2 separate regions of the Homo sapiens genome follow, and region 2 is linked to region 1. The links are chromatin loops, found by intact Hi-C in ENCODE. Cell type or tissue: chondrocyte. All regions are shown on one strand. Each heading gives the region's core, and the rest is flanking DNA. Links, peaks and the distances in the headings are about the cores only. Region 1 has its middle 320 kb from the start of PSMD7-DT. Region 2 holds the start of LOC124903721 (a long non-coding RNA gene).

Region 1 (16,712 bases), core at 3,750-11,749:
CTTGAGTGTAGCACGTGAATATGTTTTTGAAGGAATGCACTGAAAGGCAGGGATAAAGAAAACTTAAATAGAAGGAAGTTTCACTGCAAAATGGATATATCTGCTATTCTGACTGTATATAGAGTTGATTTAAAAAACAAACAAACAAACAAAAAACAACAACAAACCTGAACCATAGACATCTAGCCATCTTTGTTACAAAGGGTAGTGATTCCCAAACATTTAAGAACTGAGATAACTGCAAATTATCTAGCTCAGCAAAAGAAACTTCAAAGGCAAGACCCTAACCAAATATGTCAATTGGTATTCTGTGTTTTTCTGAGACGGAGTCTCACTCTGTTGCCTAGGCTGGAGTGAATGGCATGATCTTGGCTTACTGCAACCTCTGGCTTCTGGGTTGAAGCGATTCTCCTGCCTCAATCTCCCAAGTAGCTGGGATTACAGGTGCCCACCACCACAACTGGCTAATTTTTCTATTTTTAGTAGAGATGGGGTTTCACCGTGTTGGCCAGGCTGGTCTCGAACTCCTGACCTCAGGTGATCCGCCTGCCTTGCCCTCCCAAAATGCTGGGATTACAGGCATCAGCCACCGTTCCTGGCCAGAATTGATACTTTATAACTTAGGTCATTTTATTGCTAATTTAGTTGTTTTCTAAGCTTCTCAAAAATACCTTAATTCTATTAGTAAATTTTTACTCTATGGCATTGGTTCATCTTGAAAACAAACTCTGCGTGTATGTGTGTTTAAATAGTAATTTTATTTGAAGGGGCAAACGAAACTGCCTAAGAACCCTAGGACAGAGCTAGCTCTGCCAGTTATGATATCAGACATCTTCGAGAAGTCATTGTCTCTGAGCCTCAATTCTTATATCTATAAAATGGAACAAATATTACCTGATCTGCCTCTTCAGGGAGTTAGTTGTGAGTTTACTGCACTTTGAAAGGGTGAAACTGAAGTACATACACCTTGATATCATACTATATACAGGCCACAAATCTGAATCAGAGAAAAATTTAAAATTTATGTGTTTGGAATCATTAAGATTCTCTAATTCTTTCATTTCTATTGTACAGCTCCACCCATTATTCCATCCTTCAATTGCGTTATTAGAAAAGTTATTATAGATTTGGATCAGCAAACTGCAGGCTTAGTCCTGCCTACCACTTTTTTTTGTGAAGAAAGTTTTATGAGAACACAGCCATGCTCCATGGATTATGTATATTCTATGGCTGCTGTTTCATTATGAGAGTGGTTGAATAGTTGTGAGGAAGACTGTATGGCTTGCAAACCCTAAAACATTCACTGTCTGACTCTTTACAGAAAAATGTTGCTACCCCTCTAAAGTCCAGGACCAATTATAATCCACTTTTTGGGAACCTACATCCTTGATAGATATTAATTTAAGATCCAAACTATCACATAAAGAACTAGGTGACCCCTGTTAATAAGGCTGCAACCTTACCCCTTCTCCTCGGATCCGTAAGTCCAGAGATGTGGATGTCTTGAGGTCTTGTTGCTTTTCTTTATTCTGTCACTGGCTTGATTCTTTGAAAGTATATTCTTGGTGACTTGAGTGATATTACTGAAAATTTTGGTTAGAAATTGAGGCACATTTTAAATCTAGTTGGTTACCAGTATATAACAGTGTGTGTAGGCTACTGTCTCCCAATGGTTGAGGCTCAAATGGCCTGTTGGAGAAAGTAAATTACTAACCCAGCAAATAGACAATGTGGAAATGTAAGACACAGTGGATAAGTTCACATTTTAAATGCATTTATCTATTTTTCCCATTTCCAGATTTTCATCTGTTTAAATTTTTAGGCTTGATATGCTATATTCAGGTGAATTGGAAGTATCTAGTGTGAGAGATGGGGAATTTAGCAGTCTCTGCAAGTTTACTTTCTACTAATTTAGAAAAGTCAGAGGTGTCTCATTTAAAATATAGAATTTTAGAGCTAAAGTAGACCTCAGAGATCAGCATTTCCCAACCTTTTTTGACCCATAGACCATTTTCATAGTAATTTATAATCTTGTCAACCCTCTTAGGAATTTTAAAAATCAGTTCATCATTTTTGTATGGTATGAAACGGTAATTTTAAGTGAAAACTATTTTATCTTGGATTAGTACATTATTAAGAATTGTATTATAATTTGCTTTTAGGACAGTCATTAATGATAGCATTTGTAAACAAATATTGCCTTTTTTAAGTTAATGAAAATACTTTAAAAATTTACCTAAAAGACATTATAAAGGGAAAAAGTATGAATTGTTTAAAAAAAAAGAATGTGACATTATTTTCATATGTCATTTTGGAATTGAAATGTGGGTTAGTATAAAAAGGCAAAAATTGCTTTCATGATGTGATATCTGAAATTCTCAGATATTATGCTATAAAATTAATTTATTTAAAAAAATTTTGTATTTGTGCTTTAAACAATGCGATCAGGGCGGTGTGGGGTTTCCCTTCTCTAAAGAAATAGTATTGACGGAAAATGTTAGTGAAAGCCAAATTAAATACAATTTTGTGGGTTGTATGTGTATATATACATATGTATACATACATATAGTTCGTTTTAAAGTTTTTCAAGTAATAGAGTCGTATGTTGATATATAAGAATTTTGATCAGATAGATGTCTCCTGTGAACATCTGGAAGCAATTTGGCACAATTCTTACTATTTTAATCTCCTCATGAAGCTTCATTTCTTTTTTCTTTTCTTTTTTTTATAGGCAAGGTCTTAGTCTGTTGCACAGCCTGGAGTGCAGTGGTATGATCATTGCTCACTGCAGCCTCAAACTCCTGGACTCAAATGATCCTCCCGCCTGAGCCTCCTGAGTAGCTAGGACTACAGGCACGAGTGCTAGTATGCCTGGCTATTTTTATTTTATTTTGTAGAGACAGAGACTTGCTATTTGCCCAGGCTGGTCTCAAACTCCCAGGCTCAAGCCATCCTCCTGCCTTGACCTCCCTGAGCCACTGTGCCTGGCCATTCATTTCAATACGCTCCCTACTTTATTTTTCGGCTTCTGGTATTAAACAAAGTTCCATAACGATTATGTACTGCATTGCACATGACGAGGAATAAGATAACTCATGACCCAATAATGGTTGAGGACCCATGGGGCTGATGGACCTTTCAGGGCACACACCTCTCCTCACCACTGACCTCATGCTCATACCACGTAGGCTGGGAGGCTCTTGAGCGCTTCCATTTTAAAAGGAAAGAGTATTTCAATATTATTTCATTTATTTATCTTACAAAGAAGTAGAACCATGTTATTGACAAGAGTTCCACATTTTATTCATTTTATGTTCAAGGAAAATAGAGCCAAGAGACGTTAAATGATATTCACAAGTTCACATAGTAGCTTAATGGTTGAGCCAGACCACAGCTCAGACTTCCCCTAAGAGCACCATTTGTATATTTTGACAGTACCGCCTTGCATCTTGGCCCCTGCCTGTGTGTGATTATATAGTGGTACTATGCCCTGCACAAAGCAAGCAGAGTAGTCCTGGTTCTGCTTTTTAACTAGTAACTCATAAATTAATTCACTCAACAACATACATTGTGTTTGAAAGCTGTTATTCAGCAGAGGGAAGCCTGTCCATTTATTTCTTAGGTGTCTCTTGAGATGTTGATTCTTCATGTGCCTTCCTTTATGATATACTAATATTCTAATGGTAATTATTTATGTTTAAGTCCAATCACAGCAAATACCTATTCCATGGAAATCACTTGGTAACAAAGGGTATTGAACCTGAACTAGTACACCATTTATTGGAGGCAAGTCATTGCCTGAATAAGTTTACAAAATAATGAAAGAACTTGGAGTTTTTGCTAAGTAGACACGATTTCTCTAAAACACTACAGAATAGTTTGTTTAAACCAGTAGTATAAATTTAGACAGGATTAAACAGAGTCTTTGGTAGGATATGGTCTCTGTAGGTCAGTCAGGTAGAATTCATTCAAGATATGTGTCCTTTTTTTTTTTTTTTTTGAGACTCTGTCGCCAGGCTTGAGTGCAATGGCGTGATCTCGGCTCACTGCAACCTCCGCCTCCCAAGTTCAAGTGATTCTCCTGCCTCAGCCTCCTGGGTAGCTAGGACTACTGGCGTGCGCCGCCATGCCCAGCTAATTTTTGTGTTTTTAGTAAAAACAAGGTTTCACCATGTTGGCCAGGATGGTCTCAATTTCTTGACTTCGTGATCTGCCCGCTCGGCCTCCCAAAGTGCTGGGATTACAGGCATGAGCCACCGCACCCAGCCAAGATATGTGTCCATTTCTAAAGTTGCTTTGGTCATGATTGCTATAAAGAAAGGATCTCTGGGTGTCTTCAATTGATTGATCGTTGACTGTTCATTCAGCATATGTAAGCCTGTGTGCTCTTGGGCTATGTCATGAGGCAAGCATCTCAGGGATGCTTTTGGGGGACTGGATGGCTGAGGGTATCTCCTGTCTTCCATCCCTTTAGGACCTGCTAATATCAAGCTCCTCAAGCAAACTAAATTATTATGGGAAGACTAAAACACATCCTTAAACAATATGTAAAACCCCTAAAAGTTTACACTCCTTTGCATGATTAAGGGCCATAAAGTTCTTTTTTTTTTTTTTTTTTTTTTTTTTTTTTAAGATGGTGTCTTACTCTGTTGCCCAGGCTGGAGTGCAGTGGTGCAATCTCGGCTCACTGCAACCTCCACCTCCCAGGTTCAAGTGATTCTCGTGCCTCAGTCTCCTGAGTAGTCGGGACTACAGGTGTGAGCCACCACGCCCAGATAATTTTTGTATTTTTAGTACAGATGGAGATTTGTCATGTTGGCCAGGCTGGTCTCGAACTCCTGACCTCATGATCCGCCCACCTCGGCCTCCCAAAGTGCTGGGATTATAGGTATGAGCCACCGCACCCGGCCAAGAACCATAAAGTTCTAGTGGGAAACTCGGTTACAGAGTCTTATTCATGAAAAAGTTACAGATGATGCCCCACCTACAGTAACACAGTGCCATGCTGAACTTACTACCCAGCTTCAGCAACTCTGAAGAATATTTCCTATTCTTTGACCCCCAGATGGAGTAAGGAGAGTGGGGAGAGGAAAGAGAATAGAGAAATAAATTCAGGCTTTTCTTGCCTTTCTTCTTCTGTCTCAGTGGGAGTCACCCACGGCAGATTATTCACGTGACTGTGTTGTAAATCGTAGGTTTTTAATATCTGAACTACTGAGTACAAGCATAACATTTAAATAAAAATAATGCAGTTATTTATCTTCACCAAATCTAGAGAATGAGAGCTGTCTCTTTAATAAGGTAATGGGGTAGTAAATTTCAAGCTGAGGTAGGCAGTAACAAAGAGAGTGATCTCGGTACTGCCCTAATGTCAGTGGAGTGGCTTAGGAGAACACCTTATTAGTTCTAACAGGCTGGTTAGCGCGGGGTCACCTCTCTGCCTCCATCTTTCCCAGCAGGGTCACTCATCTCTGGGCTATATTTGGGAGCAAAGAAGTGAGGGGGAGGGGAAGGAATATATTTAGTGCTTCTTGCATCTCCCCAGCATTTAGAGCTATTTATTTTTATTTGTTGTCCAATTGTGTTATTCTGTCTCTCCTCCTCTCTCCCTCTCTCTCCCCATTCTCTCTCTCTTTCCCTAGCTGCTCCATCTTCTCCCTCTGTAATATGTCTCTCTGCATCCTCTGTGTTGAGTGGAAGCAGAAGCCCTAGCAATATTTCCCCTTTTTTATTATTATTTTTTTCAGTTTCAGAAATCATCCAAAATAAGTGTCATTTATACATCTGTATTTGAGTGAGTGTTTACATTGCTAAAAACATGAACTGGGAGAGGCCCAGCATTGCTAAGCTTCCAGTTCACATGATTAGCCGAGAGAAATAGGAGGGCAGAGAGATACCCGTAGATATACCTTTTCCTGTCTTAAAAAATTGAGATTGATCACATTTTTGAATTGTGTAAATCAATAGAATAGTGTAAATCAATCGCTGTTTAGAATTGTGCTTAATATGTTTTCATAAAAGAAAAAGATGATCTAACTATCCCCTTTTTAAACATATATTTTTTTCTGCTGTCTTTGTGTTTTTTTTTTGTTTGTTTGTTTCCCATCATAGCTACCAACATCAACCCTTTCTCCTCCCCAGCCCCCAACCCCCATTCTCCATCCAAAAACGAATGCAAAGAAATACTATTAGGCTGTCTGGTTATGTATTTTTTATGAGGCCATACAAGACGCTGGCTGACCCCTTGCAGCTCATGTTATAAGCACACTGAAGATGCTTTTCATTTGGGTTTTTCTTTTCAGCCTGGATGACCTCTATTAAAAAAAAAAAAATAAGGCAGGGGTGGGGTAGTGGGAAAAGGCCTAATATGTGACCCCAGGGACTAGTCGCTTCAAGAATTACATTTAATTCTTATGATAATATTGAAATATAATGTTCCTGGGTCTAATGTTTTGGTTATTTTCTCTTTCTCTTTATTTCAGGGACTCATTGATGAGTCTTGTCATAGATAGTTTTCATCAATTTTGGGTACTGAGCTATAACTCATGCACTAGGGTCAGATTCTTAAAATTACCTTTTTCCCTCCTCTCAGAATTCAGGTCATGAATACAAAACATTTCTCTTCTCATAGTTTCTCTGAGAGACACAGAGAAATTAATTTTTCTAATGTGTGTCTGCCAAGAGTTCTGTTTCAAATAAAGAAACAATTTTTATTTTGGCATTTCCTTAACCCACCCTCAGCAACTGACCCCCAAGTTCTTTATTTATTGGTGTAAAGGCGAACGTCTTTTTAACTCCTTCCTTCCTTTCTTCCTTTCCCTGCAAGGTCAATTGTAGATATATTACAGTGTTCTCTCATATGTGATATGTGCTGTGATTTAAATAATGAACCACATTTAGGTCTTTGTGCAGGGTACATATAGATGCTGTAATTCCTGTTTTCACATTCCTCTTACAATTACTGTGCTTTTTATAATGCCCATATTAGTTATTTAATGTCTACTTACATAAATATTAAGGAGCTTATGACTTCACCATAAAAATGTTTTTCTTCCCTCTTTTACAGTGAAACATGCTTCCTACTATTCAAGTTTAGGATTCAAAACCAATTTGTAAATGTATCCCTCTGGCCAGGTTTTAGAATTATATTCCTGTTAAAGTTTCTTAGGCCATCAGATGTCTTTGTGTCTTTGCTAGTTGAAATGAACAGGTTGAGAAATGGAATTAAACTCCATGCCATTCATTGTAGTTGGAAAATGTTTTTATTCCTTTCACTTAACAGACCATCACTTAATTTCTTTGAATCAGCTGCTGTTCATCAGTGTTGCCGCATCTTGCTTGTCTTCGAAGGCAGGTTCCTTGGAGGGACAGTAACATTTCACCGGAGCTAATAAAGTCAATTAGGATAATATTATACAGTAGGCCACTAGAAAATAAGGTGTATTTTGCACCAATCATTCTATGTTTTAAATCCATACCAGCTGTACTTCGTAAGGAATATGTAGAAAGAGCTATTATTTGTGACATCAGCTTGCATATATATATATATTTAATTGCAATTTTTCTTTTTCTTCCTTTTTTTTTTTAAGTTGTTGCAAGAAAAAAAAAGCCAGAAAATTTGTGGACATGTTCACACATTTTCAATACCACGAAAGTACTGGTGAAAACTGATCAAAGCTGGGAAATTCATTGCAGTAGCTGGAACCCCATCTCGAGTCAGTCCCTTATTACCCAGGTATTGCCACAAATGTGATTCAGCAAATAAAGCCCCTAGCTCGCTGCCTGGCCCCCTCTGCAACCAGGGAGCAGCAAAGTGGATCCGCAATGGGGTTTTCAGAAGGACTCATAATTTTTCTACATTTGCTTGCACCACAATCTGAACATTTTTGACATCTGGCTTACTGGTGAAAACATACATATGTCTCTGTGTATACATATAAGTACATATATTTTTGTCTTTGTCAGTCATTGTATGTGAGAGGGATGTTTTAAAACAGAGTCTCCAGGTTCTCCTTTGTAAAGCATTAAGCTGTGACCCTCCTCCTTTCTTCCCTCCCCCTGTAGCCCTGGACTTCATGATGCTTCCTTGACTGCTAGCTTAACATGGAGTTGTCTTTTTTATTTTTTTTATAAACCCAGTCACAACACAGAAAGAGGAGGAGGAAGAGAGAGAGAGAGAGAGAGAGAGAGAGAGAGAGAGAACTAAAAACCCTGAAGGATGGTTCTCAAAAATTCTAAAGGAACCACAGGGAATTCCTTTTAAGAGCAACAGAAAGCAAGCTAGCTGAGGTAAGGTAGATGTGGACAGCTTTTCTTTTCTTCTCTTTTCTTCCTTCTGTCTCTTTCTGCGTGTGTCTTTCTCTCTCTCCATGCCCCCTCCCTTTTCATATTCTCTCTCTTTCCCTTTACATTCATATGTCCTCTCTCCCCCTCTCTCTCCCTCTCCTTCCTTCTCAGTAGCTGTTTTCTTTATGGATCGGGGAGGGTAGGAGGGTGGGGGAGCTACCTAACTTCTTCCCTGCTTAAGCAATCTGAGAACGGAACTCATGTGAATATGCAAATAGGACTGCCTGGGCCGCGTTGCTGACACGTGTATGTGTGTATCTTTCTCCCCACCTCCCTGTCTTAGCGTCTGATCTTCAACAGATTGCTGTTGTTTCTTGTGATCACCAGCACAGCGTGCTGGAAAGAGAGCTGGGGGGAGAGGTGGGGATTGGAGGGAATGCTGTGGGGCTGGGAGGCAGGAAATCATGACATGATTGCTGTGACTTTTTTATATTAATGTGTGGCTTTTTTCTAGCTCATTTGCATGTCAAAGTGGCAGAGGTGTGAGGGCAGAGATTAGTATGGAGATGACATAATGATGCAATGAATTAAATGTGATCACTTCTCTGAGCGGGGGTGAGGTGGAGGGGGGGAGCGGCGAGGTGGGGTAGGGGGAAGCCAGCAAGACAGACGGAGTGAGAGAGGGAGAGGGGAGCGCCTCTTCTGATCTGCACCACACAGTTGATTGATGTCACCAGCTCACAGAATGCATCTCTTTATTGTGATGATGGTGATGGTGGTGGTGGTGATGCTGATTGCGATGATTACACTTATCGTTAGTGTGAAATTTGAATTTTAAGTGGTCAGTGCCGGAGCCCTAGCGCACGTGATTATTTGGTCCATCAGTGCAAACCCTTTACTGTCAAAATTTAACACGGCTCCACGTTTGCTTTTATTTAAATAGGACGATGTAACGTACAGGAAAGAGAAGATGACTAATTTGTGATATTACGCAGTGGGCTGGGATACCAAGGCTTTTCATTGTAGCTTCAGTTCTGTGTTTGAGTATGCAAAAGAGAAAAAGAAGGGACCAGATTAAAAATATTTTTATTATGACAAAAAATTAAAAAACCGAATCTTTCACTAGATCGGTTGGGTGGCAAAGGTTTCAACCGTTGACAATAAAGAAAATGCAATTTCATCTCTGACATTCAGTGTTATCTCCCTTTAATAACAAAACCAAACGAGAATGATTGCTGAACAAAGCAAATTCTCAGGCGGCTAGTTGCAGGTCTGAATGCAGGAGTAAAAATGGAACATTCGCTGCCCCCTACCCCTTTTGGCTATTTTGTATGCAACACCTGCAAATGTGCACAGAGTCGTTGTAAAAGGGGAAGAAGGGAGAGGTTTTTTTTTGTTGTTTTTTTTTTTTTTGGTTTTTTTTTTACACTCTTACAATTACAAGAAGAAAAAATTTAACAACGAAGTACAAAGGTTTTTAGATGTCATAGATTTATTTATTTTAGAAGTCAAATTCGCTCTGCCTGCCAGTAAGTTTTCTCCGAGTCTTGTCTACTACTTCTTTGGGAGAATGGACTTCCTAGAGTATAGACAAATCAGTATAGAAATTTAGGACTAATTGTTATGTGTGCAATAACCCTGATGATATAAATGAGCACTTAAGAATCCACAGAACATCACTAACATTAATTTATTGAAAAAGAAAATCCAAAGCAACTCCATTAGTTTTTCCCTGTTATTGTTAAGGACTTTAAATGGATTTCCTAATTGGATAATTTTATTCACAAGAATAATACACAAATGGAAAATAAGCCCTGGCTCTGGGGGCGGGGATGGGATTGGCCTACAGAAAGGAGAAGAGTCAGTAGAAGGGTGAGCCGCTGTCAACTTCAAGAAAACCTGCACTCAGGAGAAGGGTGAGGGCACAGAGAATAGCTCCTGTGTGTGAGAATTAACCCATACACTGGGGTCCGGTAGGCAGTGGGTGTTTTAAGCATGTTCAAACAACAGCGCATGAATCCACTTGCCTCCTTTGGATGATACTTAAAACAATGCGGTTCATTATTGCCCCTCTTTGATCATAGGTACTTCACCCTAAGTTTTCCTAAGATGCAACTTCCCATGTTTGTTCGCCTTTTTCCATTCTCTGTCATCACATCGTTGGCATTTTCTGTCCACCAAGTTCATTCTCTGGGAGATGCACTGGGGCTTGCATCACTTCTCTTCCCCTTCCCAGATGAAGGCAGCTGTGCTGACTCTAGCCTGGGTCTCACTGAACACTGTGCACGGATACTATTAATAGAAAAGCATATCGTGTCCCATTCTTACACCCTTTGCCTGCCAAAAACATGGAATGAATCGAGACAGTCAGTGGAAAGTTCTGGAGCGCGGGTCTGGCGCAGCTTCCTTCCTGCACAGCCGCACCTGTGTCCTTATTCCCATCTGTCCCCAGGTAGCACTGTGGCCTCTTCTAAGACCGGCTTTCTCCTTGCCTTAGTCTTCTATGCCAATAAAGAAGAAAGGCAGGGATGAGGATTGTTACTATTGATCTGCCCAAGGGGATCATTAGGCATCCGTATCAATCTACAAATCAGTGGGCCTGTGTTACTAGCTTGGGCAGTCATTGCCAATTTGTTTCTATTAGATGGTGGAGCCTGGAGGTGTTTGATGAGCAGATTGGGTCTTTATCTCAGCACTGGAGAGTATGCGGGCTTGCTACCAGACAGCAGAGGTTTACAGGATTTTTTGGGGGGGTGGTAGGGGGCGGGCGTTGGGGGAACAGGGATCCTTCCCGGTTTTTTTTTAGCCTGAAATCTGTCTGCACCTTAACTAGACCTCCAAGGTGGACCCCAGCCTCTCTGAATTGTTTCTGCTTACACTTAGCCCCCACATCACAGCCGCCAGCCCAGACATCCACCCGGAAAGCTGCCCACAGAAGTATCTTCTTGAGTATTCTTTTGTTATCGTTTTCAGAATCGGCATCTGAACAATTGAAATGTAAACATTTTTCTTTTCCCTCCTCCAGTTCCTGAACTAGGAGCAGTGTATTTACTGTGGAGCAGGTGACATTTTTAGCTGATATTTTCTCTGTAGTTCAATTAGATAAAGTAAAAGTTAAAGCTCCAGGTAATTTTGTTTGGGAAATCCTATTTACCTTTTCTCCTTGAATTGAAATCTAGAAGAAATGTGTTGCCACACCCATCTTTATTATTATTACTATTTTTTTAATCTTTACAAATCATCTTTGTCTCTCATCTTGGGCTTCGAGAGAGCAACAACTATGGCAAAAGCCGTATTCCCTCGCAAGCATGTAGATCTGAAAAATAAAAATTATGTTTCCGTGGGGGGAAGGGGAGGGAAAAAGGATAATGAATGAATGAGCACAATTTATGCCGTTACCGCTGCTAGCATGACATTTCTTCTTCATTATTTTGTGAAAACCTCAACTTCTAACCTAGTTTTACTCATTCCTGACGTGAGCATTATTCAGTACAAATACCTGTCCATTGCCAGGCCTCGGTGATGCTCCTAGAGACATTTGAGCTTTATAGCTTGCGGTAGGGAGAGGAAGACGGAGGTGGGCTGATGCAGATGGAAAGGAGGGGCCCCGTTGCATCCACTTCCTGGGAGCTGTTTTTATCTTGCTGCTGAGTTTGTTACTTGTGAATAATAAACCGTTCCTCCCAGCTGGGAGTGGGTCAAATAGTCCAACCTAAGATGAGGACTTAGCACTTATATCTTCTCTTGAAATTTGCTCATCATTCCAAAGAGGTGGAAAAGTTTGTTTTTTTAAAAAAAATTCAGATTTTAAGTGTTGAAAATGAGATAGAACTCTGGGTGCATTGAACACGAATTTCTAAGTGATTTTGGGCTGTTTTAAGTTACCCAACATACTTTATTAACAAAAAAAAGTGTGTGTGTTACTTTAGAAAACTTTAAAATTATTATTACTATTTATTAGTTTGTGTTTACCTTTTCTCACCTGTGTATTTTTTTTAAATTTTTTGGTTTCTTCCTGGCCCCAAATCCAATTCATCTACTCTAAAGAAGCATTCACTTCATTCCATCTGACAAGAGCCTGCTTTTTTTTGTTGTTGCCGTGGTGTAGTTCACAGAACTTCACAGAAACACATCTGTGTGGAGTACATCATTTTGGAAGTTAAACCATTTTAATCTATCATAAACCAGACATCCAGTTAGCTTTCATCTTTATAGAACATGTATAGAAATCGATTTGGAGTAGACTCAGAGGAATGTTTTAAGAGTTTGTTTTGCAAATATTTATAAACCTTTTTCTTTGGAGCACAGGCCATTTTAGAATGGTCACCATACTATTAAGACTAGAGTTCATTTTGAGGAAGATCCTGCCAAAATCTCTCGTTTGTTTTATCTCGAGGCCTGGGAGTTCAAATTTGCTTTGCCGCCAACACGCTGTCACAGCTAGAGATCTCTGTGAATAAGGTGATATTTTGTTAATTTATTTTATAATCCTTAGCATATATTAATCCTAGCATCTCCCAATTTTATTAATCCTTACCATCGCCCAATCCCAATTTTTTGAAAGGAGAACTTTACAGTGAGTGAAACAAACAACTCAGGTGACCATATGGATTTTTGACTGAAGGCAGAAGGTGGATCTTTTTGCATTCCTCTTCCAGAGAGCAGCGGAAACCCTTCATTTTCTCATCACCTAAGGGCTTATTACTTAAGGATGTGGACAGTATGTTGCAACTTTATAGAAACTTTTAATCAGTGACAGACTGGTCCTTCAGCTAGGACATTTATAGTTCCCAATTCACCTAACCCAGTTGCTAAGGATACTGTGTTGATTTCTTTCACAGTGATAGAAAACATGTTTATTTCTTAATACACTGTTTGTTTATCTCCCCATACATCTCCCTGATTTTCCTTGTTTTATTTTGTGTGGCTTTGCATGTGCCATTTCTCCACAAAACAATTGATACATTCTCCTCACGCTGTTGTGAGGCGAAAAAACTCTCTAGATTAATGGTCAGTGTCGCTCACACGCACATTTGTGTTGTGATACTACAGAGGAGCTGCGAATTACTGACAAGATCTAGAATAATTCCTAATGCTGTCGAAGGCTTCATTTTCTCCTCGGCATGATGGATGAGGCATAAGAAGTGCTTTCTGAGATTATTATGTGCGTCATTCTGTTAAGTGTTATTAAAGTCCGTCTGTCTTAGGCAGCAGAAATATCTTCGCCCTTATTTTGCTCCTGTGTTTAAAAACGGTAACTGCAGATCCCTTTCTTTCAAATGTAAGCTTTTTTGAGGTTATCTGACTGTTAATTTGTGTCCTCAAATAATGGGAATGGTGTTTTTTTTTCCCTCTTAAAATTTGATAATATTAATCCATAAACGAATTCTGGTTTATTTTTAAATATTTAATTTATAGTAAATGCTTTAGAAATGCATTTTATTTTTTAAAAAAGGAAGTAACAGAATTTGAGGTGTAGGTTTCAATCTGTAACTTCAAACAGATTTAATAGTCTTTTATTTTCTGGGCTCCAATTATTTTAAAAGTCATTGACGATTTGTTACCTTGAATGGATTGTGTAAGGTTCAGGATTAATTTGAATTTGATGAATATTACATTGAATTCCTCCCTATAGGCAGATGTATTCAGAGGTGACAGTATACAGGCATATGGATGGAAAGGAAAACTTCGCTCTAACATTTGGTCAGGGAAAGTTTGTTTATAAACTGTACATTTGGAGGGCAAATTTCCCTCAGTCAGGGGGGTACTTACTGCTTTTTGATGGGCGTGGGTGCATCAGGGTCTGGGAGTGAAAGTGACTTGCAGTGTTTAACAGGGCAGTGAAGGGGAAATTACAGATGGCTCATATTATATCTCCAGCAATTTCACTGAAACAGCAGAATTTACTTTTAAGGTTTGTAACCTCCTTTTAAGTCACAGATTTTCCCAAACCCTGTGATAATAAAATACAATCTACTTTACGGAATGCTTTTATTATTATTCAGTAGCCCTTCTCCCATCACCTTTTTTTGTTACTGTTTTTGAACAGTTTGGTGGGAGCATCTTTAGACCCCTGGAGGCTGATCCACGGAAAAATGAAACAAACAAAAAGAAGTAGATCATCACACTTTCTTAGAAAACACCACTTCCCCTTTTCAGAGATTCAGTGAGATCTAGAAAGGCTCATTTTGATACTTCTAATAGAATTATATAAGTATAATGCACAGCTGGGATAAGCTCAGCCATCCACAGCGCAGCTAGTTTTTGAACATTTAATTTTATATTTGAATAATTCTCCAGATCGGGCTATAATCATGAATGTCATATAAAAAGTTTTTTAAAAATAAATTACATTATTTCACAGATGTGCAAATACTTCTGAGAAAAAAATTACATTGATCAGTTTTTAATACCCCCCTGTCTCACCCTTCAGTCAAAGGGAAAAATAGGTTTTTTTCCCATCTTTGTCTTCAGAAAGGTGCTAGATTGTAAACATCTGAAGGAAATGAAAGGGGGTTGGCCAGTCCACCCCAAACTCTTTCCAGATTTTCAATCCTTTCAGCAGCAGACTTCAGTTTTCAGAAAAGAGGGAGGGTCTGGGTGGGGGGAAAGAAAGGGGATGTCTCTGTTTATTATTAAAATTTAAAGCGAAAAGCATTGCTATAACTGGCTAATTTTGAATCTACCAAGTTAGAGGGCTTGAACAACAGGAGGCAACATTTAGGTAATGTGTATTATGCTGATTTGGAAAAGATAAGGCATTTGCAGCTAATTAAGTTCTAATTCTGGGAAGAGGACAATAAACAATAGATGACTATCATTACTTTTATTGTTTCTGAAACAATAGCATGTGGATATTTAATTCAAAAACTATTCAGATAAACAGGGTCATTTTTACTTAGGCAGAAAGATTCTTATTCTTTGTAGAGTGTTTCTGAAGCATAGTCTATTTATTACAGTTTAAATAAAGGCATTTCGGAATGTCTGTGTTTTGCGAATAAAGACTCTGAAAGCCACCACTGAAGCTGTCAACCGTGGTCATTTCGGGAATAGTCATCTGTGGTTGGAAACACCACTGGTACTCAGGGCTGAATGAACAAAGTGCTTTTGAATCCAAAACAAACAATTTAATTAAAAGTCTAAACTGCATGATTTTTCCATGTTTCTTTTGTTAACAGCTCCAACCAAGTCATATGGCATGGCCTCCACACTCCTGTAAGATTTGGGTATTTGATATGTTGTCTTAAAGATATCCTGAAAGTGGAAAAAATTGCATTAGCATTTAGTCCATGGATAATAATTTGGTTAAGCTACAGTTTTTCAGGACTTCTTTATTGGCCCACATAACCAATTTTTTTTTTAACCAAAACACTGAGCATAATATACAAAAATAAAACAAGGTGTTGTATTCAGATCAGTAGGTACAAAATCATAATTGCCCCTTTGTCTTCCAGAAACCATACAGGCCTGATACACAATGAGAAAAATAATCTAAAATGTTGGGTTTATTTTCAATATGCGAGTAGTATAAAAATATGCAAGCTCTGATCACAGTGTGCTGGAAACTACTTCACAAAAATGTGTAACGAAAGCTGTTACTCTATGTGTGGTTCACGTATTGGGACAGCTGTGACAGCCTGGTACAGTTTAACACTTGTTCAATTATAAGAAAAAGAAGGGAACTTGATTTAGATAAGAATCTCAAATAATCCTTGAAATTTCCAAAGTAACTTCTCCTTCTGATCAAAATTGTAGCTTTCTCCAAGTTTCTCCCCTTCTCTTTTCCTATATTTTGTGTCCTACTCACTTATGGAGACCTTGGCAGTAAGAGGCACCCTTGACTTGACCACCTCATCCTTCTAACCTTTGCTTATCTTTAGTTCTCACAGGGGCTGGGTTATAGCTATGTGCAAATTATTTCATATTTTAGGTGTCTTTTTTATAAAAATATTCACTTAGGAAATCCCTAAGGAATCATCTAGTAGCTGGCCACACTTTTCCAAAACATGTCTGTTTGTTTTCAGGTGATTTTTACCGCGCCTTTCTGGCAGATGTATTTTTGTACACGGAAGAAAGGCTGATACTGAGGTTGGTAGCAAACCTTAAGTTCTGAGAATGTGTGCACATGTCATTGTTGTCTGTAGCAACTGATTGATGTGGTTGCATTGTGCGTGTGTGTGATTGTATGTATATATCATGTCCACATTATAAATACATATTCATATACACACACACACACACACACACACACACATATATATGGCTTATGTGCTACTGTGTTTATGCACCAGCTAAACTCATTCCTGGAGTAACAGAATACACAGAGAACATAGGCTGCCAGACGTCAAATTCCTTTTGTTTAGCTGAACTTTGTATTTTCTAAGCTGAGTTGTTTCTGCAGTTTGTTATGTATGTAGAGTTTCATG
Region 2 (16,712 bases), core at 4,497-12,496, 51 kb before region 1:
GCAAGTTGTTCTGCAGATGGCTCAGCAGCAGACATCCAGCTGGGCTGACTTCACCCACAGAGTGTCTGTGTTTGTGTTTGACAGCCAAGACAGGGAGCAGGAAAGCTGTTTTCATTGGGATCAGGCTTGGTTGTTTCTCCAAAGGCAGTGGGTTGAACGGCTCTGCTGCTTTCTGGAGCCGTGAGGCCATGAAGAGAAGTTTGGATGAAGGACAGATGTATTATCTAGGAAGGAGTCCTGGCTCTTCTTCCAAAACATGTTCAGTCATTGCCTGTTCCAGCAAATGAAACGAGTCCCCCAAGCTGTGTTTATGTAGAGACCATTCCTGGGAGAGGGAAAAAAACCTCTGACATTAATCCTCCTTTGCTCCGAAGCAAGTAACAGGTGTCAGTTGATACCCATTTTATTTTATTTTTGAGACAGTCAAAGTCTGTCACCAAGGCTGGAGTGCAGTGGCGTGATCATGGCTCACTGTAACCTCAGCCTCCCAGGTTCATGTGATTCTCGTGGCTCAGTCTCCTGAGTAGCTGGAATTACAGGCATGTGCCACCACACCCAGCTAATTTTTCTATTTTTAGCAGAGATGTGGTTTTGCCATGTTGACCAGGCTGGTCTCGAACTCCTGGCCTTAAGTGATCCTCCTGCCTCAGCCTCCCAAAGTGTTGGGATTACAGGTGTAAGTCACTGTACCCGGCCGATACCCATTTTATAGATGAGGAAATAGAGGCATTGAGGAGTGAAGCAAGTCAGTGCTTCTCAAATTTAAACGTATTCATGAAATGCCTAGGAATTTTGTTAAGATGTAGCAGTCTGACCAACATGGTGAAGCCCTGTTTCTACTAAAAAAAAAAAAATTACAAAATTAGCTGGGCATGGTAGCTCATGCCTATCATCCCCGCTACTTGGGAGGCTGAGGCAGGAGAATCGCCTGAACCTGGGAGGTGGAGGTTGCAGTGAGCCGTTATTGCGCCATTGCACTCCAGCCTGGGCAACAACAGCAAAACTCTGTCTAAAAAAAAAAAAAAAAAAAAAAAGCAGCAGTCTGGAGGGAGGTCTGGGACTCTCTTTCTTTCTTTTTTTTTTTTTTTGAGATGGAGTCTCGCTCTGTTGCCCAGGCTGGAGTGCAGTGGCGCCATGTCCCCTCACTGCCTCACTGCAAGCTCCGCCTCCTGGGTTCACGCCATTCTCCTGCCTCAGCCTCCCGAGTAGCTGGGACTCCAGGCGTCCGCCACCACGCCCGGCTAATTTTTTTGTATTTTTAGTAGAGGCGGGGTTTCACTGTGTTCGCCAGGATGGTCTCAATCTCCTGACCTCATGACCGCCCACCTCAGCCTCCCAAAGCGCTGGGATTACAGGCATGAGCCACCACGCCCGGCCTGCCTGCGACTCTATTTCTAACATGCTCCATGGTGGTACTGATGCTGCCAATCTGTGACCCATATTGGGAGTTTCTAAGATGTGGATCATCTAGGCACACAGTGCATTAGTGAGCAATGTATTAGATAACAGTACTTCCCCATAGCCTCAGGAAGCAGAACCATGTTGTTTTCTCCGTGAGGCTATATCTAAATTGTTTCAGAACAGTTAACCTATGAAGCATACCATTTACTGGTTGTTCTGACTATATGGCATAAAACAACCAGAGTGACAGGTTTGAGTTTTAGCAGAATTAGCAAGTTAGACTGGTTTCACGCACCCATAATGATAGCCTGCTTTAGATAGCAGAGGCATAAGAAATGGTATCCAAGCATCAGAAACTCAGCAGTGCTTAGAACAGAAGGCACATACCAGCTTATAAATTCTTGTTTCATTCCAACTAAAGCCCATAAATTGTGTGTGTGTGTTTGTGTTTGTAGGTCCAATGTTACTCTGTTTCTAACTGCACTTCTGTTGTCTATTTCCTTATAACATGTAATCGGAGAAGAGCTGGCAAAAGGCAATCTTTCCCATGTGCTCCTACTCACAAAGATTTCACAATTTGATGATGACTCACACATCTGCATGGAAAAATATGCTACTACCCTCAGCTGCAGTAGTTTATGCCTTTCGCTCATCTAGAATGATTACCCAGAAGTATGTAATAGTCACCTAATGGGGAGCAGGTGTGAGAAGAAACAGTCATTTTGAACAAAGGGAATGGACGTACATTGCAGCATGAAGGATTTAGGTTAGACATCCACTCGCGGGGAGAATTCTCTTCTGTCAGCAAGAGCAGTGAAACACTGGGATACGGGATGAAAGCAGAGTTGTGGCACATTCTCAGGGCATTTGAAAAGAAAAGGCCAGGTGGTTTGATTTCAATGCTTTCTGAACTGCTCCTCTCAGAGGGAGGCGAATGAATTCTGTGATGGCTGAGGATCATTTTCAGTTCTGTGATTCATGAGCTCCGAGTTCTGGGGACATCTGATTAAAAACCAAGTCAAAGAGCCGCATATTCCAGAGGTCCTTTCTGATCATCCTGATTGATACCGGGATTTCATTTTTGGCATGGTGAGGGTGGCCAATAAGTATTTGTTAAGACCAATTTTGTATAATGTCTTTTTCTTTGGATGATTTTTTACCTGCATCTTCAATGGTCATAGAAATGGTCTTTCCTAGGGGTTTAAAACGTATTGCAAGTAGAGTATCATCTGGAATACTCAAGAGATCCAAAAAGCCATCAGACATTCTTTCTCTCCGTATTATTTGGAATCGTCCAACTTTTAACAGGCTGTACAATTGTCCTTTATTTTCCTTTCTAATTGGAATTTCAACTAGGAATGCCTGTAGGTATTGAATGCCCTCACTTCAAATGACTTGCTGCACTAGGCAATGATAAAGGATGCCCATACATTGGCCCAAAATTGCTACACTGCCATCATTTTTGGTACGATACCATATTAAAACCTATGTCTTGAGAGACAGTGACAGTGCCTAAAAATAATGGAGATGAGATTTTCCCAGCTTTTCGGAGGATCCTGAAAATAAAATACTACTTGCCTTCTAAGTGACGAATGATATCTTCTTATAAACAGCATCGTAAGATCACACACACATACACATACCCACGAAAATCACATAAAGATGAGAAATGGGCATTTGAGTTTCTAGTGAATATTTTCTAGATCCATGGGTGAGCAGCAGTGGATGTGCAGTGAAATTCACAGCAGGCAGATGGGAACGTGGAGAAATTCTACAAACCTTTGGGAGCCAGACAGCTCCAACCTCAAGAAGGTAAGTAATCTTCCAGCTTCTCAAAGCAACAATAAGGAAGGTGGAAACAAGAAGATGGGGAACTTTCTAATCAGCAATGACAGGCCTACATTTTCAAGATTGTTGTGTGTGGGGATTTATGTACCCAGATTCCATACCTTTTTCCTATTGTTCTCTCTGTTCCTACCACAGAATCAATCCCGCCATGAGCTGAGTAATCTATCAGTCAGGATCTCGAGGAGAAAACTTTATTCTGTCGTGGTGATCGTTCTTGGTTATTAAATCCAAGTTAGCTAAAACTAAGCCAACACAACAATTTTTTCTCATCCTCTCATCTGATTACTAGACCAGTGAGATGGATTAGTATTTGGAAAGAAAGATGAAAACTTCGTCCCTAGAACATTTTTCTTATTCCACAAAGTCCCAGCAATTTGGACTTCATGGATCATTAAATTTCAAAATGTTGCCAATTAAAATTTTTCCAAGAAAGATGTGTCCCAGTGAAAAAACAAAACGCAGAAAGCAAACAGAAAATAAATCAACCGTCACATATTGTAATCATCCCTTCATAAAAGAGATTTGAATACTGAAAGTATAGGGAGGAGATAATCTTAGAATAAACAATTATTTGTCTGCATGTTAAACAAATTTAACTTGGTGAAGGCTGGTGAAAGTTTCATCATGGACCAGCCCTGGCCAACTGATTGGGATTTGGGAACTCCTTCCACAAAATCAGCTGCTTTTTGAGAAGTCCATTTGCTTGAGGGGTTGGGGTGATTTCTGAAGATCCCTGGGACTTCGTTGGTGGTCTTTGCTGATGAGACAGATATGCTATCAGAACCTAGAAACATTGGAATATTTTTACAAAACTGTCCTCATAAGTGAAAGTTCACATCATTTTGACTGAGCCATGCTTGAAGAATTTCCCAGTACCTAGTTTATTTTTTTTATTGTTTCCCTAAGATGTAGTGATTCTATGACCCTTGAAAAGGTAAGAAAGATCGGGAGGCTGAGGCAGGAGAATTGCTTTAACCTGGGAGGCAGAGGTTGCAGTGAGCTGAGATTGCGCTGTTGCACTCCAGCCTGGGCAACAAGAGCGAAATCCAGTCTCAAAAAAAAATGATATATATATATATGTGTATATATATATATATACACATATATATATATATACATATATATATATACGTATATATATATATACATATATATATATACATATATATATATGACAAAAAATTATATATATATATGACAAAAAATTATATATATATACATATATGACAAAACCTGCTTTTTTGAGGAAGTCACATTACATTGAATCTCAACTTCTTTTTTCTGTTGTTATAAACATGAGATGACTTAGCGATTTCACTGCAGAAACTTACGCATCACAATGCTTGAAATCAGAGATCTTCCTATTCCTATTTTATAACTCCAAGTGTTAATTCATAACTCCTCTTACTACTGTGTAATGTGTAAAGCTTTCTGAACCATGAGGACTTGGTTGAGAGGAAATGAAATGAATACCAATACTTGAAAACTGAAAACAAGTTATGAATGCCTAGGCTAGTCCAAGCTTTGTGTGCATACCTTCCATTTTATACTGCACTTATGTATAATAGTCCAATTTTTCTCCTAGATTTTGTGTTTGGAAACAAATGCTGGGGATGAGGTAAGCGTCCCAGGACCAACCTCCATGTCAGTGTTACAACCATTTGTAGAAATTGTTCTACGTAAGAAAGACTGAGCCTGACTTGGTAGGAATCGCATAGCATGGTACAGGAGGGGAGACTTGAAGAATATTTTATAGGGAAGTGGGGGTAGGGAAGGGCCCGGGGAAGGGATTCAAGTTGAAACGCAGATGTCTGAGAGAGGGTATAACAGAACCCAGGAGTGGAAAATTGAGGAAGATGACAGAGTTGAAAGGTACAACAGTAATTCAGATAAAACTTTATGGATTTCCTTCCAGCATTATATGGATTGCAGTTGGAGCGAAGTCATTGGTTTTGTGTGTAATGGGTTCCATAGCCGTTAGGAGATGCCAGATGTGTGTGTGTATTGTGTTCTTTGGATAGACAGTGCTAATGAGAGCCTGCACGTGTTCACTTTCCTACATTTGCGATCAGCTACAGCTTTACGGGGTGCAGGCCTCATAAGGGCCTCTTCTGGGTTCACTGCAATGGGGACTCTCCTATTGTTGTGCTGTGATAATTTGGCAAAGAAGATGATGGTTAAGGCATTTGCTGACTTAAATATTACATAGGCATTACTCAGAGAAAGCCTGCTCCACTTTCAGGCTGGGAACCCTGGAAACTGTTTTGTCTTTCTTGATTCAACCTTTATAGTGTGTACTGCATTGGCTTAAAGGAAAATTAAAAAGGTCAAGCATCGTTGAGTTGACCTTAAAGGAGTAGACAATTAATCTAAAGATCACAGTGTAGTCCTTTTATTAAGCTCATTTTTGTTTGCTTTTGTTTTTTGGGCCAGGTATTCTAAGGCATTAAAATACTTGGGTCTTGGTAATACTGTTTCTTTTCTCCACTCGTGTTAATACAGATATTAAGTCTAATAGTATCTACTTAGCATAAACAAGAAGATAAAAATGATTTCTATGATTGAAATGTTTGTTATTTAGCATTAAGCATCTTCCTACTCCCATGCGTTTTGCATTTTAATCCACTCAGTGCTTGGTTTGGGGATTGCTAGATTAGTTTTAATCCCCTGTCTAATAGTGGAGTAGTGGTGAGATTTATTGCACAGGCAGGGTTTGGCTCTTGGATTTAAGAGGGCTCACGTGCACTCTTCATGCATATTAAATTTGGGAAACCACCGGTTCAGTATAAAAGGTTGGGGAGACATCCTTTATCTCAGAATGGTTCTCTTTAGGCACACAAAGTGCAGGCGGCATTTATTACATTATTGAAAAGAAAATTGATTACAAGTGTTTCTCTCTTTTGGGTTCAGACTAATGTTCTCAGAATCTGTTCTTTTTTTTTCCTTTTTCCTCTTAAAAATGTGCTCCACCATCATTTCAAAGCATTCTGCCTGTTTTCTTTATTTCTTGGGAAGCCAGCTCCGAGGGAAAGATAAATACCTTATTAGGTAATGGGTTCTTCCCAAGAAAAATGGCAAGGGTTGAGTACTTCCCAACCAGGGGAATAAATATTTTCAGAAACCACATAAAAATAGGTTAGTTCACTGTTCCTGGGGAACCTAATAATAGCCAAAATTTCTGCATACTGATGGAAAAACGTTTTGTTTTGAAGATTGGAGGTTTATTATTATTTCAACATTTTCTATGTTTCACATGATGTGAAAATAAAAAATGTAAGATTCTTGTTAACGGAAAACTTAAAATCAGAATACCGTGGCTTTTTTTGTGTGATGAATGAGTAAAAGAAATGCTAGAGCACAACTTTTGTGTTAGTGTAAATTTTCTTCCTTTGTTCCTCTGAAGTAATTTCACTTTAGGGAAAAGAATGGGGTGCATTATGTAGTAACTGATAAATAGACAGGTGCTGGGAACGACTTGGGTTATGAGGTGGAAATTCAGATATTTATGATGTCAAAATACCATCCAATCTTTTGAATGAATCTTACCCACAGAACTTGAACTTGCATGTGATGAATTTAACCTGCGACCCAAGAAATCTTATTTAGTTTGTATTTCAAGGCTGTTTTTCTCCCCATTAAGGTCTGATCCTCTTATGCAAGTAGTCATTAGTCTCCCAATAAAAACAAAGAGGTGCTTAAATGAAGGAAAAACAGCTCAGCTTAAAGAGCTATAATTTATTTATTTTTCCTCACAGTATTCTTTTTTGAATTTTTTTTTTTTTTAATTTTACTTTAAGTTCTGGGATACATGTGCTGAAAGTGTAGATTTGTTACATAGGTATATATGTGCCATGGTGGTTTGATGCACCTATCAACCCACCATCTAGGTTTTAAGCCCGCATGCATTATGCATTTGTTCTAATGCTCTCCCTCCCCTTTCCCCCTATCCCCCAACAGGCCCTGGTGTGTGATATTCCCCTCCCTGTGTCCATGGTCTAGAACTAGAAACACTGTTTGTCCCAGCAATCCCATTACTGGGTATATAGCCAAAGAGCCATACTTTAAATTAACAAAACAATGTTTCCTCTTTATGATTTGACAATTCAAAAGAGCCTTCTGTGTTCTTTAATTTTTCTTTCAAACTTTGGCTTTTGGTCGTGTTTCCAAATTTATATTTATTAAATCTGTTCGGTGCTAGCTGTGAATATAAGTAACTCAAAGTCAGTGTAATCGATTTCCTTGAGAGAAAAGAACAAGAAATAAACACATTCTCTTGGAATGTTACTAATGCTATGATTTGAAATGCCGCTGAACGTGACTTTTAATATATACAGTTAATAATCTAAATAAATGGACTTTATAGTAATTTCACAAAATTTGGACCCCAGTCTGGCTTTTTAACATCTCTAAGTATCAGGTGTAAATAAGCTGTTGAATTGGATATTCTCTAAGGTACCTTTGGGCTTCAAGGTTCTGTGATCCTATGAGCTCATGTCAGACAGAAAGCTACAAACCTATTAACTTTCTGTTTTGAAAACTCAGCCAAGTTAAGTTTTGAAATATTGCCTTCATATTGAATAAAACATTAATATAATAATACTTTCTTTTGCATTTCATTCCCCAGCCAAATGCCAGCTCTACGAGGACAGGAACATTGTCTGTCTTGTTCGTTGTTGCTTTCCCAGAGCTTGGACTAGGTCTGTGACATGTCACATTTAATAAGTGAAAAAAATTAATGGATGGATTGCTCTACAGAGAAGAGATATTCAAGTCACTTCTGAATAAGTTCTCAGACAACAACTTCTTGTGTATAGTCGTGTACCACATGATGTTTACTTCAACAGCAGACTGCTATGTGATGGTGGTTCTGTAAGATTATATCGGAACTGAAAAATTCCTATTACCTAGTGATGTCTTAGCCATCCTAAAGTCATAGGGTAGTGCATTACCTTTTCTATGTTTAGATAAACAAATACCATTGTTTTACAGTTGCCTACAGAATTCAGTATAGTGACACACTCAACAGGGTTATAGTATAGGAGCAATAGGCTATACCATATAGCCTAGGTGTATAGTAGGCTGTACCATCTAGGTTTGTATAAGTACATGTTCACACGATGACAAAATTGCCTAATGACTAATTCCTCAGAACATACTCGTATCTGTAAGCAATGTATGACTATGTTCTGTAGAATTAGGGAATGCAGCTGGGTGGGGTGGCTCACGCCTGTAATCCCAGCACGTTGGGAGGCCGAGGTGGGCGGATCACCTGAGGTCGAGAGTTCGAGACCAGCCTGACCAACATGGAGAAACTCCGTCTCTACTAAAAATACAGAATTAGCCGGGTGTGGTGGCGCATGCCTATAATCCCAGCTACTTGGGAGGCTGAGGCAGGAGAATCACTTGAACCCCGGAGGCAGAGGTTGCGGTGAGCCAAGATTGCGCCATTGCACTCCAGCCTGGGCAACAAGAGCGAAACTCTGTCTCAAAAAAAAAAAAAAATTAAGGGAATGTGTTCTTTTAAACAGTAAGGAATGAAATTCGTGGTCAGCCAGAGTATAAACAAGGTTATGGAAGTAGAGTGGGGAGGAAGGGTTTGAATCTGGGAGTCAAAATTGGGTACAGTATATTTCCATAATGTATATGTGTATATATGTATATATATAATAACATTATACATTATATGAAGCGTATATGTATATATAAATAAAATGTAATGAAATCACAGAGATAAGGCAGCAAAATGAACATTTTAGACATTCTTGAGAAAACATTTTAGATGGCTATTTCTGTTTAAAAATAACATAAATATACCATAGAGCAGCACTTTTCAAATTTAAGGTGCATGTGGATCACCTGGGTATCTTATGAAAATGCAGAATCTGATTTGGTAAGTTTTGTGGGGGCGGCACAAGAGTCTGCGTTTTTAAAAAATTCCCAAATGATGCTAATATAGCCGGTCCATGACCACATTTAGAATAGCAAGTCTTGGCCAGCTGCAGTGGCTCGCGCCTGTAATCCCAGCACTTTGGGAGGCTGAGGCGAGCGAATCACCTGAGGTTGAGAGTCAAGACCAGCCTCACCAACATGGAGAAACCCCGTCTCCACTAAAAATACAAAATTAGCCGGTTGTGGTGGCGCATGCCTATAATCCCAGCTACTTGGGAGGCTGAGGCAGGAGAATCGCTTGAACCCGAGAGGCGGAGGTTGCGGTACGCCGAGATTGCACCATTGCACTCCAGCCTGGGCAACAAGAGTGAAACTCTATCTCAAAACAAACAAACAAACAAACAAACAAACAGAATAGCAAGGCTCTAGGAAACTTACAAAGTGCCATTTATGTATGCTTTCATTAAAATCAACGAGAAAATCCCATCACCATTTCAAAGCCATATGAAACACATCTCCTCCAAGAACCTTTCGTCTATAAATCACCGAAATATTTACTGTGCATCTGCTATTCAAGATCAGTAACTATGCTAGTTTCTTTGTCTATTTTAATTCTTATGCTGTATTATAGTTAGAGGGCATCTGTTTGTTATTCACCATGAACTCTTTTAGAGCAGGGATTGTATCTTAAATAATTACTTGTCTAATCTCAAAGTTCATAATTTTTTGGCAGCACCGGGAATATAACTTGCTGTACTAGAGCTATAACACACTATGAAGTATGAAAAGAGCACTTTTTAAAATTGTGAAACATGCATATAAAAGAATATAAAATTATGTATATGTGGAACTTAAATATGACTAATACAACAAATACCCATGTATCCATTTTATTTATGTGTGTACACTCTTCCCTGTCCCCTGGAGGTGGCCATTATCTTTCACTAATTCTTCCTTTGATTTTATATAAATTTGTATAATACATATATGTATCCATAAACAATGTATGACTTGGTTTTGCATGGTTTTTTGCACTTTATATAAATAAAATTACGCTTTTCCGCACTACCTACAGAGGTGTCCATACAGCGTTGTTCTGGATTCCCGTCGTAACTTAAAGGGAAACTTTCGCAATGTCTGGAGCCCCTGATGTCCTGCAAATGAAGGAGGAGGATGTCCTTCAGTTCCTTGCAGCAGGAACCCACTTAGGTGGCACCAAACTTGACTTCCAGATGGAACAGTACATCTATAAAAGGAAAAGTGATGGCATCTACATCATAAATCTGAAGAGGACCTGGGAGAAGCTTCCGTTGGCAGCTCGTGCCATTGTTGCCATTGAAAACCCTGGTGATGTCAGTGTTATATCCTCCTGGAATACTGGCCAGAGGGCCATGCTGAAGTTTGCTGCTGCCACTGGAGCCACTCCAATTGCTGACCGCTTTACTCCTGGAACCTTCACTAACTAGATCCAGGCAGCCTTCCCGGAGCCACCGCTTCTTGTGCTTACTGAACCCAGGGCTGACCACCAGCCTCTCACGGAGGCATCTTATGTTAACCTACCTACCATTGCTCTGTGTAACACAGATTCTCCTCTGTGCTGTGTGGACATTGCCATCCCATGCAACAACAAGGGAGCTCACTCAGTGGGTTTGATGTGGTAGATGCCGGCTCGGGAAGTTTTGCGCATGCGTGACACCATTTCCCATGAACACCCCTGGGAGGTCATGCCTCAGCTCTGCTTCTACAGAGATCCTGAAGAGATTGAAAAAGAAGAGCAGGCTGCTGCTGAAAAGGCAGTGACCAAGGAGGAATTTCAGGGTGAATGGACTGCTCCAGCTCCTGAGTTCACTGCTACTCAGCCTGAGGTTACAGACTGGTCTGAAGGTGTGCAGGTGCCCTCTGTGCCTATTCAGCAGTTCCCTACTGAAGACTGGAGCACTCACCCTGCCACGGAAGACTGGTCTGCAGCTCCCACTGCTCAGGCCACTGAATGGGTAGGAGCAACCACTGAATGGTCTTAAGCTGTCCCTGCATGGGCTCTTAAGCAACATGGAAAAATGGTTGATGGAAAATAAACATCAGTTTCTCAAATAAATAAATAAATAAGTAAAATTACATGGCATGTATTCTTCTGTAAAGTGCTTCATTTTTTAACAATATATTTTTGAGATTCATTGATGTTGCTGCATGCAGCTAATAATTCACTCAAGTTAATTGCTGTATGTTATTCCATTTTATTAATAGACCACAATTTATCCCTTCTACTGTTAATAGTCATTTGGATTTTTTTGTTATTCATACCAAAATACTCCTGTACATGTCTTTTGGTTACATACGCAAGGGTTTCTCTAAGGCACATGTAGAAATGAGCTCCTACATCATAGAGTCTGGACACCAACTTTACTAGATAATGCCAAACTTTTTTTTTTTTTCCCTAAGATGGTTGCACTACTTAACATTCATACTAGCAGAAGAGAGTTTCCTATTCTTTTAAAAAATTAATTTTGGTAAACATATGCATAACATACAATTTACCATCTTAACCATTTAAGTGTGGAGTTGAGTAATATTAAGTATATTCACATTGTTGTTTAACTAGTCTCTAGAACTTCTTCCTCCTATGAGACCAAAAGTCTATACCCATAAGATGATAACTCTCCCTTTCTTCCTGCTGCCTGCCCCTGGCAACTGCCATTCTACTTTTTGCTTCAATTAATTTAATTACTGTAAATACCTCATATAAGTAGAATCATGGTATTTGTCTTTTCGTGACAGTTTTATAGGTTTCATTCGTGTTATAGCATATGTAAGAATTTCCTTTTTTAAGGCTGAATAATATTCCATTGTATGTATCTACCATGTTTTGTTTATCCATTCATCCATTGACTTGGTTCTTCTGATACTTGGGTGCTTCCACTTTTAGCTGTTACAAATAATGCTACTGTGAACATGGATGACCAATATCTCTTTCAGATTGTACTTTCAGTTCTTTTAGATATATATCCAGAAGTGGAGTTGCTGGATCCTATGCTAACTCTATTTTTTTGAGGAACTGCCATAACCATCTACCATAGTGGCTTCACCATTTTACATTTCCACTAACAGTGCACAGGGGTTGTAAATTTTTCATATTCTTTTTGATGGTAGCCATTCTGATGGGTGTAAGGTGATAACTCGTTGTTTTGATTTGCATTTTTCTAATGATTAATAATATTGAACATCTTTTCAATAATTGTGTGTCTTCTTCGGAGAAATGTCTATTTAACTCCTTTGCCCATTTAAAAATCAGGTTGTGTGGGTTTTGTTGTTGTTGTGGAGTTACAGAGTCCTTTATTCTGAATATTAACCCCTTAACATATAGGTGATTTGTAAATATTTTCTCCCATTTGGTAGGTTGTCTTTCACTCTGTTGTGTCCTTTGTACAGATGTTTTATATTTTGATGTAATCCAATTTATCTACCTTGACTTTCGTTGCTTGTGCTTTTGGTATCATATTTAATCATTGCCCAATCCAATTTTATGAAGTTTTCCTTTCTGTTTTTTTCTAAGAGTTTTATGGTTTGAGGTCTTATAATTCATTTCGAATTTTGTCTATGTTGTAAAGTAATGCTCTAACTTAATTTTTTTTGCATGTGGATTTCTAGTTTTTCTAACACCACTTGTTGAAAAAACTATTCTTTCACCATTGAATGGATTTAGCATCCTTGTCAAAAATCATTTGATTGTATATGCAAGAGTTTATTTCTGAGCATTCTATTCTATCTCATTGGTCTATATGTCTCTTTATGCCAAGACCACACTGTTTTGATAACCATAGCTCTCTAGCAAGTTTTGAAATCAGAAAGTGTGAAACCTCCAATGTTGCTCTTCTTCTTAAAGATTGTTTTGGTTGGCCGGGCATGGTGGCTTATGCCTGTAATCCCAGCACTTTGGGAGGCCCATGCAGGCAGATCATGAGGTCAAGAGATCGAGACCATCCTGGCCAACATGGAGAAACCCTGTCTCTACTAAAAATACAAAAATTAGCTGGGTACGGTGGCACGTGCCTGTAGCCCCAGCTGCTTGGGAGGCTGTGGCAGAAGAATTGATTGAACCTGGGAGCAGAGGTTGCAGTGAGCTGACTGCACTCCAGCTTGGCAACAGAGTGAGACTCCGTCTCAAAAAAAAAAAAAAAAAAAAAAAAAAAAGATTGTTTTGGCTATTCAGGGTTTTGAGACCCTGAGTATAAATTTTAGGTGGTTTTTGTATTTCTGAAAAAAATACGCCATTGGGATTTTGGTAGGAAGTATATTGACCCTGTAGATTGTTTTAACAATATTAAGTCTTAACAATCCGTGAACGCGGGATGACTTTCCATTTATTTGTGTTGTCTTTAATTTCTTTCAGCAGTGCCTTTGAGTTTTCAGTGTATAAGTCCTCTGCTTCCTTGGTTAAATTCATTCCTAAGTATTTTGCTCTTTTTGATGCTACTGTATATAAAATTGTTTTCTTAATTTCCTTTTCTGATTGTTCAACTGTTTATAGAAACACAACTGATTTTTGTGTGTTGATTTTATATCCTGCAACTTTGAAGTTAACTAGTTCTAACAGTTTGTATGTGTAGGCACATGTGCACACGTGAAGTTAACTAGTTCTAACAGTTTGTATGTGTAGGCATGTGTGCACACGTGTAATCTTTAGGGTATTCTACATATAAGATCATGTTGTCTGCAAGCAGGGACAATTTTCTTTCCTTTCCAATTTGGATGCCTTTTATTTTTTTTTCTTGCTCAGTTGCTCTGGCTAGGAGTTCTAATATACAACATAACACTTCTATTAATATGTTGAGTAGAAGTGGCAAAACTGAGCATCCTCATCTTGGTCTTGATCTTAGAGGAAAAAAAGTTCAGTCTTTCATCACTGAGTATGTTAGCTATGAGCTTTTCATACATGAACTTTATTATATTGAGATAGTTTCCTTATATCCAGAGTTTATTGAATATTTTTATCTTGAAAGGATGTTGCATTTTGTCAGATTTTTTTTCACATTGAGCTGGTCATATGTTTTTTCCCATCATTACGTCAATGCTTCATATGTTCTACCCAGTTCCTAGTTGTATATAGTAGAGGGAAGCACAAGTCTGATAACAAGCATTCTACATGGCTGGAAGCCTCTAGATGTTGATTTTTTTCCAAATATCTTTAAAAATGTCTACTCACTGTTAATGATTAACATCTTGGATTCAGTTTTTTAACCAAGTATACTTGGTTATAGTTCAGTTACATGTACATGTCTTTTGGTTACATACGCAAGGGTTTCTCTAAGGCATATGTAGAAATGAGCTCCTACATCATAGAGTTTGGACACCAACTTTACTAGATAATGCCAAACTTTTTTTTTTTTCTAAGATGGCTGCACTACTTAACATTCATACTAGCAGAAGAGAGTTTCCTATTCTTTTAAAAAATTAATTTTGGTAAACATATGCATAACATACAATTTACCATCTTAACCATTTAAGTGTGGAGTTCAGTAATATTAAGTATATTCACATTGTTGTGCAACTATTCTCTAGAAATTCTTCCTCCTATGAGACCAAAAGTCTATACCCATAAGATGATAACTCTCCCTTTCTTCCTTGGTTATATTTCTATCATCATCTGTTTTGTATTTCTCTTGCTATTTCCTTTCTCCTTTTACCTTCCTTCCTTGCCTTATCTTCTGATTGTTTGAACTTTGTTGTTGCTGTCCATTTGTGTAGTTAAATAATATCTTAATCTTCTCTCCAAGTCATTGTTCTTACAACTCTTATCTTGTTCCTCAAAAGTCATGTACAATCATTGTCAAAATAGTTTAATTCTACCTTTTGTTGTTAGTACCACAGTTTATACATCATCATCATCGGTATGAATACTTTTATGGACATTATTTGTTTGCATTTACGTTCATGTTTCTTTTTATTTGCTTACCATTTATTTTTGTATCTCAAGCCTCCTTTCTGGGGTTATTTTCCTTCTTCTTGAAGGGCATACTTTTTTTTTTTTTTTCTTTTGAAACGGAGTCTCGCTCTGTCACCTGGGCTGGAGCGCAGCTCACTGCAACCTCCACCTCCCAGGTTCAAGCAATTCTCCTGCCTCAGCCTCCCGAGTAGCTGGGACTACAGGCATGTGCCAACACGCCCGGCTAATTTTTTGTATTTTTAGTAGAGATGGGGTTTCACCGTGTTAGCCAGGATGGTCTTGATCTCCTGACCTCGTGATCCACCCGCCTTGGCCTCCCAAAGTGCTGGGTTTACAGGCGTGAGCCACTGCACCCGGCTGGGCATACTTTTTTGATAGGAGAATTATCACGTTTTACTGAAACATACTAAAAAAGACATTGACAAATGGAAGTGTGGTTCTTGGATTTAAAAAATCAGTACTTTACAGATTCTTAAAAATATTTAAGTTGATGTATGAATTCAGTACAATCCCAATTAGAATCACAATCATTTTTTCAATACAAGTTAAAAAAATGTAAATTAAAAAAATGTCCAGCTTTTATTTAAAGTTTAGGGGTACATGTGCAGGATGTACAGGTTTGTTACATGGGTAAACATGTGCCATGGTGGTTTGCTGCACAGATCATCCCATCACCTAGGTATTAAGCCCAGCATCCATTAGCTATTCTTTCAGATGCTCTCCCTCCTCCCACCCCCCAACCCTTTGACAGACCCAAGTGTGTGCTTTTCCCCCACCACGTATGTACTTGTGGTTTCGTCATTCAGCTTCCACTTATAAGTGAGAACATGCGGTATGTGATTTTCTTTTCCTGCATTAGTTTGCTGAGGATAATGGCTTCCAGCTCCATCCATGTCCCTCCAAAGGACATGATCACACTCCTTGTTATGACTGCATAGCATTCCATGATGTATATGTATCACATTTTCTTTATCCAGTCTATCATTGATGGGCATTTAGGTTGACTCCATATCTTTGCTATTGTGAATAGCGCTGCAGGAAACATGTGTGCATGTATCTTTGTAATACGATGATTTATGTTCCTTTGGGTATATACCCAGTAATGGGATTGCTGGGTCAAATGGTATTTCTGCCTCTAGGTTTTCAAGGAATCACCACACTGTCTTCTATAATGGTTGAACTAATTTACACTGTCACCAACAGTGTAAAAGCATTCATTTTTCTCCATGACCTTGCCAGCATCTGTTGTTTTTTGACTTTTTGGTAATATCCATCCTGACCGACGTGAGATGGTATCTCATTGTGGTTTTGATTTGCATTTCTGTAATGATCAGTGATGTTTGAGCTTTTTTTTCACATGTTTAGCCACATGTATGTCATCTTTTGAGAACTGTCTGTTCATGTCCTTTGCCCACTTTTTAATGGTGTTGTTTTTTTTCTTGTAAATTTAAGTTCTTTGTAGATTCTAGATATTACACCTTTGTCAGATGGATAGATTGAAAAAATTTTCTCCCATTCTGTAGGTTGTCTGTTTTCTCTGAGTTTCTTTTGCTGTGCGGAAGCTCTTTGGTTTAGTTAGATCCCATTTGCCAATTTTTGCTTTTGTTGCAATTGCTTTTGATGTCTTTGTCAT

Evidence for each region. A loop is a pair of places that touch in the nucleus more often than their neighbours do. Peaks named below come from ENCODE experiments on the same cell type or tissue, not always from the same donor. Only the 100,000 strongest peaks of a DNase experiment are listed, where the experiment ranks them.
Region 2: a loop joins it to region 1, with 5 times the contacts of the local background. A loop is called at or near these places in 3 of 110 quality-filtered maps.

The regions. Positions count from the first base shown.
Region 1 is chr16:73,883,228-73,899,939 of GRCh38, reverse strand. It overlaps a transcript of ZFHX3 not described here. Among named protein-coding and RNA genes, the nearest start is that of PSMD7-DT, 320 kb to the left of the region's middle. In chondrocyte, for the core only: no CTCF peak of the experiment used is centred there; no DNase peak of the experiment used is centred there.
Region 2 is chr16:73,935,084-73,951,795 of GRCh38, reverse strand. It overlaps LOC124903721 (a long non-coding RNA gene), which reads right to left and starts at 10,793. Exons shown (of 2, transcript XR_007065118.1): 1 at 10,703-10,793; 2 at 10,013-10,384. It also overlaps the pseudogene RPSAP56. In chondrocyte, for the core only: no CTCF peak of the experiment used is centred there; no DNase peak of the experiment used is centred there.